Linked DNA regions of Homo sapiens: regions 1 and 2 are each linked to region 3. A link is a contact called in ENCODE Hi-C or POLR2A ChIA-PET data. All regions are on one chromosome and are shown on one strand. Each heading gives the region's core, a stretch centred on a gene start or an enhancer-like site at or near the end of the contact. The rest is flanking DNA. Distances are from core to core; before and after follow the strand shown. Region 1 overlaps WDR20 (WD repeat domain 20). Region 2 overlaps LINC02323 (long intergenic non-protein coding RNA 2323). Region 3 holds the start of CINP (cyclin dependent kinase 2 interacting protein).

Region 1 (2,700 bases), core at 29-2,528, 180 kb before region 3:
TCAGAACATAACTTATGAACTTTAACCAGATGAGTGTCATTTGGTTTATCCTAAATTTAATGAGTTTGGGTAAGTCTTCTGTAGTTCATGGCACTGTGTTATAAATAATAGAATAATTTCAGGTTCTGTCTGGTAGTTACTGTCTGATGTAGAAGCAAGAAGACCACAGGTGAGAGGAGAAGGAGACTGAGAAATGAGGGCTTTGGGTTAGATTACCTTAGTGCTCTTCCTAGTTTCCTGGGCATGGTGTACTTACAGTGAATGAGATCAGAGCTCCGAGTTGAGCTGCTGTGTTAATTGGTTGTATGATTTTAGGCAGTTAACTTCTTTGGTCTGAGTTGCAGCATCTTGAGAACAAGTGTGACTTTTTTTTTTTAATGACCATTCACCTGAGGTGACTTTTTAAAGTGCCACTCCAGCTTTATCTATTATCTGATCCCCTGATGTAAGACTTAGATTACATAAGATTTTTCCATATTATAAATATATTACAGAATTATTCACACTGGGAAATGAGTTGCTTCTGTAGTCTACTTCTTTGGGAATAGCTTTATATTTAACTTTTAAGCTAGTAGTTGCAAAATTTTAATTCTATATATTACGTCATATGAGACTGCAGTGCATTATACGAGATCATGAGTGGTAAGCTTAGCATAGAGCATAGCCATAGCATATGTGGAATTGTTGACAAGCGTTAAGTTTTGGATTATGGTTGATTTTAGCCTTCAGTGTGGAGCTTCCTATTCAGTTCTAAGTGGGTTGGCCTGCTAACCTACATTTTAAATACAGCACTGTCCCTTATTGAGACTACAAATACACCTCCTTTCCCTTTCAGTGTAATATTTTTATTTCAGGTTTCAAGATTTTAACTTCTAAATGCTAAAAATATTACTGAATACTTGAAAACAAATTTCACTGTGTAACCCTTTTAGCTGTTTCTTCTGGATTAAGGGTAGTGTAGGATTCAGTTTTCCTAGAATCTTTAGAAGACTGTAAAATTGGTGATAAATTCTCAGTTCAGTTCTTATGAAAAAGATATGGATTCATATTATAAATATATATTAGAGAAAAAATAGGGAGCTAAACTTGGAACAGATTGGATTTCCCAAAGAGGACTCTGGGGAAAGCTATCTTTATTTGCCACTGTAGCAAATTAAGAGCACACAGTGAACTGTTCTAACACTGAATGCCATTTGAAGAGTAAAACAAAAGAACTAGCCATGGCTTCCTCATCTGTTGCCTGAATGGTTGGCTTCTTTAAATAATTTTCCTGGCCTCTCTCCTCTCATTGAGTGATGTCACTGATGCCACAGAAAGATGAGTAATAGACTCCTGTGGTCTTAATTGGTGTGAAACTTTATGATTTGGCCTGTTTGGAATATATTATCATCTGTTGATGATATATCATTCCCATTCATGCATTTGCTCAGTGTTACAGTAAGCTTCCTTTTATTGTGAATTTTACTGTTCATCAAGTCACAGATTTTTCTGTGACCCTAATACCAAGCAATGACATGCTTTTAAACTACTAGAATAATTTTGAAATAGTTTTAGTAGTTTTTTTGGTTATTTTTTTCTATTAAAAAATTATATATAATATATGATTATTGACAAAAAGGCAAAAAATATTATCTAAATATTACCCCCTCTTTTAATGGTAGACACTTTTAATATTTTGGTGAATATCTTTTCAAACTGTTTTCTTTGCAAATATGTACATGTAAATAAATATATGGCCCAAACAGAATTAGACTTTTTTTATTCCATAAAATACATATATATACAGGTGGTGCATACCTGTAATATACAGGTGGTACATACCTGTAATCTCAGCTACTTGGGAGGCTGAGGCAGGGTAATCACATGAACCCAGGAGGTGGAGGTTGCAGGGAGCCGAGATTGCGCTACTGCACTCCAGCCTGGGCAACAGAGCTCTCCGTCTCAGAGAGAGAGAAAAAAAAAGAAAGTTGTGCCATGAACATTTTTTTTAGGTTATTTGAGGATATTCGACATATATGACAAATGACTAACAGCACAAGTGCCAAGTGAGTAGTTGCAGTGATGAACTAATGCTGTTGAACTTCCGATGAAGGCGAGATCAAAGCTTTTCCTCACACTAGTATTTGGAAGATCAGCTCTCTGTTACCCAAATTGATTTGAGGCTGTATTCTTCAGCTCACGCCTGGTTGGATCAGAGATTATTTGAATTACAGAAGCCAAGTCAAGCATTTTGGCCACTTGTTTTAGTAGCTGATCTCCATTAATGTTTAAGATATGTTTAATGTTCTCTCACTCTAGCTCTTTTGCTTCCTGTTTGAAACACAGCAGTGTACTATGTCCAAAATGCTGTCATATGATATACAATTACTGCTACACGTGTTGTTTATTGAAATTTTAGACATTACAGATTCAGTAGCTTGTTCTAGCTGACGCTGGGTGATTGAAAAGGGAGAAACAGCTAGATATGGTTAAAGGTGAAGTTGTAAGCATTATGAACCTTGGGCAGATCACCACCTCTTCCTGGGCCTCAGTTTCTCTGTAGGATGAGGAAATGGAAGTTTGTAGGCCCTCTGCACAACTGGGGACTTAGGGCCGTTTTCACTTAGGATGGGAACTCTTCTACCGATTGTTGCTTATGTTACTCAGCAACTTGAATTGGAAATTTAAAATCATTTATGTGCTCTGCTGAATATAATGAGC
Region 2 (2,700 bases), core at 46-2,545, 190 kb after region 3:
GGTGGCACATGCCTGTAATCCCAGCTACTTGGGAGGCTGAGGCAGGAGAATCACTTGAACCCAGGAGTCGGAGGTTGCAGTTGAGCCGAGATCATAGCATGCCATTGCACTCCAGCCTGGGGGACAAGAGCGAAACTCTGTCTCACAAAAAAAAAAAAAAAAAAAAAAAAAGGAAGAAAGGAAGGAAGGAAAGAGAGAGAAAGAAACTACAGGGACTCTTGTTAAAAAATTATTAAGAATTTCAAGATGGCAACAGCAGCATATTAAAACCAAGTGTGGTCTCTTCTAGGCTCAGGACCCTATGGGATTGCACAGGTCGCAGCCCAAGCGCAGTACTTGCGCACAGGTCCCAGCCCCTTCCCTCTCTGGGACTTGTCTTCTGGCCCCTCACTCCTGCGATGAGCTTTTCTTTCAGCTGGTGAAAGGCCGCAGACTTCGAACCTCTGGGCCTTTGTCCAGGACGTTCCCTCAGCGCTCAGTGCCCTTCCTGGTGGCCTCCTACATCTTCAGATCCCGGCTGAGCTCTGCTTAAATCCGGGACCGGGTAGTCACTGGGGCAGCCACTTGGCTGGGGCGAGGCCACCTCGCTTTGGGTCTTGTCGCGCCCAGGCCAGCGCCAGCCCAGGCTTGCCATGGACTGGCTCCTGGGCGTTAGATGAATGAATCGACTCAACCCGGGCCGCCACGTTGTGTTCAGAACACCGACAGTCGCTCCCAGGCAACCAGCACCTGCTGCGCCCCGTTTCCAGCGACCTCCCCAACCGCGTGGACTCGCATCCACGTGCCCGGCGGGGCCGCAGCAGAAAGGCTCGGACCCCCCAGGACGATCGGCCGGTGGGGGCCGGTGGGGCCGCAGACTCGGGGGGCGGGGGGCGCCAGGCTTCCGGGTCCTGCCCCCGCCCCGTGGGGAACAGCAGGACGGCGCCGAGGCCGTTTCGCTTTCCTCCGCGCCCATTTGCCGGGAGGGGACCCCGTGCTCCGACCTGAAGGTGACGGCAGAGCCTGCGGGAGGCCTAGGCCGGTCCCGCCCTACGGGTCCCGGGGGCGACCCTCGCGCTGACATTGGCGTCCAGGCCGCGGCCCCTGCCTCCGCGCCCACCCACGCCGGGCCTGGCCCTCGCTCCCCCGGGAAAAGCCCCGCCGGCGGCCGCGAGAGCGCGGAAGCGCAGCCGTAGTGACCGCGAGACAAAGACCCGGCGGCGGGGGAGGCGGCGGAGAGACCCCGCCAGCGCGGAGACCCCAGGGAAGCTTCTCTGGAAGACCTGGTGCTGGTCCGCTCTCCCGGGACCTCATTTTCCTTATGTGGACAACGGGGGCGGGGTCACAGCAGCCCCTCGGGCTTATAGCCGGGTTGTTCTTTCCTTAAATCTCCTCCCTCTGCCAAAATAAAAAACCCCACAGGGCAAGGCGCGGTGGCTCACGCCTGTAATCCCAGCACTTTGGGAGGCCGAGGCAGGTGGATCACCTGAGGTCAGGAGTTCGAGACCAGCCTTACCAATTTGGTGAAACCCCGTCTCTACTAAAAATACAAAAATTAGCTGGACGTGGTGGCCGGCGCCTGTAATCCCAGCTACTCGGTAGGCTGAGATAGGAGAATTGCTTGGACCCGGGAGGCTAAGGTCAGTGAGCCGAGATCGTGCCACTGCACTCCAGCCTGGGCGACAGAGGGAGACTCCGTCTCAAAAAAAAGAAAAAAAAAAAAAAACCCACAGCGTCCCGGAGGGGCCTGAGGAGTTGTGAGGGGCCGCCTCCGCCTCCAGCATCTGGCATCTGGAGGAGGAGGCTGAGGCTGAGGTGAGGGTGAGGGTGGGTGACCCGCACCTGTCCAGGCCCAGGTTGCCTGCTCCCAGCTTGGGCTGGGCAGTGGGGCAGGGCCATGATCCCGCCAGTGCTGTGGTTAGCCCTACACCTGGCCTGGCTGAGGACAGCGAACCTGGCAGGTCCAACCTGGGCCCTCCCAGCCTAGGATCTCCAAGGCCTCGTCTCAGTCACCATCAGCTGCTCTAGGGTGCAGTGGGGCCCAAGGAGGATTGGGCCTGATCTCTGCCCCCCAGAGCCCATGGACCCAGGACTGGGCCCACCAGGCGTGTCGCAGGCATAGGGTCAGTGGCTTCTCAACAGCTGCTGGCCCCGGCGCCCCTCACCACCCCACCTCCACTGGTCAGAACCACCACACTGCCAGAGACTGGGTTTCCCTGCAGTTCTGACCAGTGGGGATGGGGTGAGGTGGAAGGGACATTGCTTGGCCGGGCACGGTGGCTCACACCTGTAATCCCAGCACTTTGGGAGGCCAAGGCAGGTGGATCACTTGAGGTCAGGGGCTCAAGATCAGCCTGGCCAACATGGTAAAACCCCATCTCTACTAAAAATGCAAAAATTAGCCAGGCATGGTGGTTTGCACCTGTAATCCCAGCTACTCGGGAGGCTGAGGCAGGAGAATTGCTCAAACCCAGGAGGCGGAGGTTGCAATGAGCCAAGATTATGCCATTGCACTCTAGCCTGGGTGACAGAGCGAGACTGTCTCCAAAACAACAACAAAAAAGGCAGAGGAGTGGGGAGTCTGGATGGCTCCGCTGGTCCAGCCCACCCCTCAGGGGACAGACTGGTTGACTTGACGGGTTCACTGAGAGTGCTAGGACCGGCCCCAGGTGTAGTGCCCTCCCTGCGGTGTCCTGAGGTAAAGCCTGCCACTCTGAGCCT
Region 3 (2,700 bases), core at 48-2,547:
ATCGCGCCACTGCACTCCAGCCTGGGTGACAGAGCGAGACTCCGTCTCAAAAACAAAACAAAACAAAACAAAACAAAACAAAATAAAAAAATGAAGTTTGGACTTCTAAGTATTAGCTTGGTGCAAAAGTAACAGATTTTGCCATTACTTTTAACAGCCAAAATTGCCATTACTTTTGCACCAACCTAATACAATGGGGAGTGAGCAATGAGCTCTGGATAGGGCAGTGAAATTATCTGATTTAGGTTTTTAGAAAGTCATTTCCACAGAGAAGTATTCCTGGATCCCCCAGGTTGGGTTACGACTCACCACTAGATATGTGGTACACCCTATAATTCTGCTATCATGATATTCACCAGTGGAGTGTATTTGCTTGTTTAATGTCTATATTCCCTGCTAAACTGGAAATTCGACTAGGGTAGGAACTATGTCTCGTTCTCTTTCAAACCTTCCACACATAGGAGGCTTTGCATAAAATGAGGTAAATGGAGGAATAGCTCTTACCACCTGTTCTATAATTGTCTAAGGGTTTTCCCCCCAACAGGAGATTCTGAGGGCAGGATCACATCTGATTCATGGTCAGCCTGACTCATACGGGGCACATATTTAGGAACCAAAAACATAACTGACTTCAAGAAACTCAAGGGCTGGTAAAGACAGACCAGTCATCAGCGTCACAGGACAGGGTAGGGTGAGGGCACAGTGGCTAAGTTACTTATCCCCTCTGAGCCTCGATTCCCCATCTGCAAAATGGGGTTGACATTACTTCATGGGACCACTGTGAGGTTCAAATGAGATGATCCACTTAAAGTGCTTGGAGCAGTACTCAGCAAACTGAGCACTAGGCGAAAGCCAGCTTTCATTACAAGCAGAATGTTCTGACTGAGGGCAGTTCAGAGAGGAGTTTCTGGACGAGATGAGCATGCAAGGCTTGGTACCCAGTGAACTCTGTTAGTACTAATTTATAGTGACAATAATTACAATTTGGATGTCGGATCTGCTGACACTCATTTGCGTATATCGTCCCGTTCATCTGTCACTGCACATGTGAAAAAACGGAGGCTCGGCAAAACTGTCTCCCGAGCAGCTCGCAGAGGCTGCGAGGGGCCTGCGGGCTAGGCTGGGGTAAGACAGAGGACCTCCATTTAACCTCATGTAATCCGGGGAGCTCCTGAGCTTCTGGTCCAACCTGCGGCCTAAGCAGTAACATTCACAGCCACCCCACCCCGGGAAAGGAACCGATCTCACGCACCTTCCATAAGGTCCACAGATATCCGTAGAAGGAGACGCGAAGCCCCGCCCACCCCACCGGAAACGCATTTGCGTCACGTCCGCCCCGCCCGCTGCCACTTGTGGCTCTGCCGCTCTAGCCCCCGGCGGAGCCAGCTGCTGCTCTTCGGTGCTGGCCCCGGTGCCGGCCCCGTTGCCCAGGGAACAGGCTCCCGGCAGCCCCCGCGGCCCGGAGTCCATCCCGCCTCCTCCGGCCCGGCGGGGCCGACGAGTCCGGAGGGGCTGCCGCGGGAGGTGAGTCCGGCGACGCCGCAAGCGGCCCCGACGCCCCCGACGCCCCCGACGCCTGGCCCCGAGCCCCTCCTCGGCCTCCCCCGGGCCACTCTTCCCTTGCCTCAGCCCCGCAGGGTCTCCATGCCCGTCCGCCCCGTCTCCCTCGCCCGCGGTCTCGCCCGCGCGGAGTGGCGGACACTAAATGCCACAACACACGGAGCGCCTGGCTCGCCGCCCGCAGAATCCGGCGGTCCGCAGCGGGGAACAGGGGCCGCCCGCCCCTCCTCAGGCCTCCGCTGCGCGTCCCGCGCCCTCGGCCCCCGGCCCCACCCTGCATCCCGGCTGCCGGTCTGGCCGCGGGCTCTGCTCCTTCGCCTTAAGATTGACGTCGTGTTCTGTCCCCCACTCGCAGCCCGCGTCCCTTACATCCGCCCACCGGCGCCTGGCCCCAGGCCTTGACACTCATCCAGTTGGTGTTCAGTGTTCGATGAGTGGATAAGTGAATGACTCCTTTCCCAATCCTATTTGAAGGCATGGGAGGCAGAATAGGTAGTAAGTGTTAAAGGATGGGGTGTCCTGGAGTCAGAGCCGGGCAGGTCCCAGCGGCCCCTTCCTAGCTCTGTGCTGGGGCAAGTGCCCTACCTCACTCCGCTCCAGTTTCATCACCAGTGGAATGGAGATGAGAATAGTTTCTACCTCTGGCTTGGTAAGAGGATTAAATGGGTCAGTGCATGTAAAGTTAAGCACGGTGCCTGCCGCTGTACATTTCAGTAAAGGGGAGCCCCTGCTGTCATCTGTGCTAGCCTGCGTTCTCGCCCTCTAGTCCCTTCTGATATGTCTCTGACTTCTCATGACTTTAGTTTCTCCTTCTCTACCTCCATTTCTCTTCCCTGCACTTTTTTCTTCCTCTCTTATTGGGATTCAGGAATTTTATTCTGTTCTGTGACTTATGTTCCATGTGTTGGCAGAATGTGGGATACCAGCCTGGGTGCATCCTTTTCTCATCTATTGGAGTGACCAGTTGCACTTGTGGACTGCCTCCTTGCAGCCAAGGTCTTGTAGACAGAGTTCTGGGAAATCTCAAAACGCAAATCCCAGGCATAGGTAGAATCTGGGAATGAAGCCACTGTAGCTCCTTGTGATCACCAGCGATTCCTGGTCTTTTAGGCTGCAGGACTTTGTGTTTTCTCACACCCA

What was found. A loop is a pair of places that touch in the nucleus more often than their neighbours do. ChIA-PET counts read pairs that join two places held with the same protein, here RNA polymerase II (POLR2A). Pooled maps may share reads with other maps.
Region 1: a loop to region 3 is called in a pooled map, with 4 times the contacts of the local background. The contact joins the enhancer-like site here to the promoter of CINP in region 3. A Hi-C loop is called at or near these places in 4 of 50 pooled maps. POLR2A ChIA-PET finds 5 or more read pairs at or near these places in 2 of 52 experiments (MCF 10A and activated naive CD4-positive, alpha-beta T cell).
Region 2: a loop to region 3 is called in a pooled map, with 5 times the contacts of the local background. The contact joins the enhancer-like site here to the promoter of CINP in region 3. A Hi-C loop is called at or near these places in 6 of 50 pooled maps. POLR2A ChIA-PET finds 5 or more read pairs at or near these places in 2 of 52 experiments (RWPE1 and activated CD4-positive, alpha-beta T cell).

What each region holds. Positions count from the first base shown.
Region 1 is chr14:102,181,118-102,183,817 of GRCh38, forward strand. The region is part of intron 1 of WDR20 (WD repeat domain 20); the gene reads left to right. Among named protein-coding and RNA genes, the nearest start is that of WDR20, 43 kb to the left of the region's middle. Within about 2 kb of position 1,279, at least 2 of the 41 ENCODE cell types and tissues checked have a DNase peak (open chromatin) inside an H3K27ac peak, as active enhancers do.
Region 2 is chr14:102,554,421-102,557,120 of GRCh38, forward strand. It overlaps LINC02323 (long intergenic non-protein coding RNA 2323), which reads left to right. Exons shown (of 3, transcript NR_146561.1): 3 at 290-1,406. Among named protein-coding and RNA genes, the nearest start is that of LINC02323, 11 kb to the left of the region's middle. RefSeq lists silencers at 715-784, 825-1,244 and an enhancer at 1,926-2,426. Within about 2 kb of position 1,296, at least 23 of the 41 ENCODE cell types and tissues checked have a DNase peak (open chromatin) inside an H3K27ac peak, as active enhancers do.
Region 3 is chr14:102,361,593-102,364,292 of GRCh38, forward strand. It overlaps CINP (cyclin dependent kinase 2 interacting protein), which reads right to left and starts at 1,298. Exons shown (of 5, transcript NM_032630.3): 1 at 1,253-1,298. The coding sequence starts at 1,259. TECPR2 (tectonin beta-propeller repeat containing 2) reads left to right here and starts at 1,349. Exons shown (of 20, transcript NM_014844.5): 1 at 1,349-1,524. RefSeq lists silencers at 1,343-1,752, 1,793-1,882.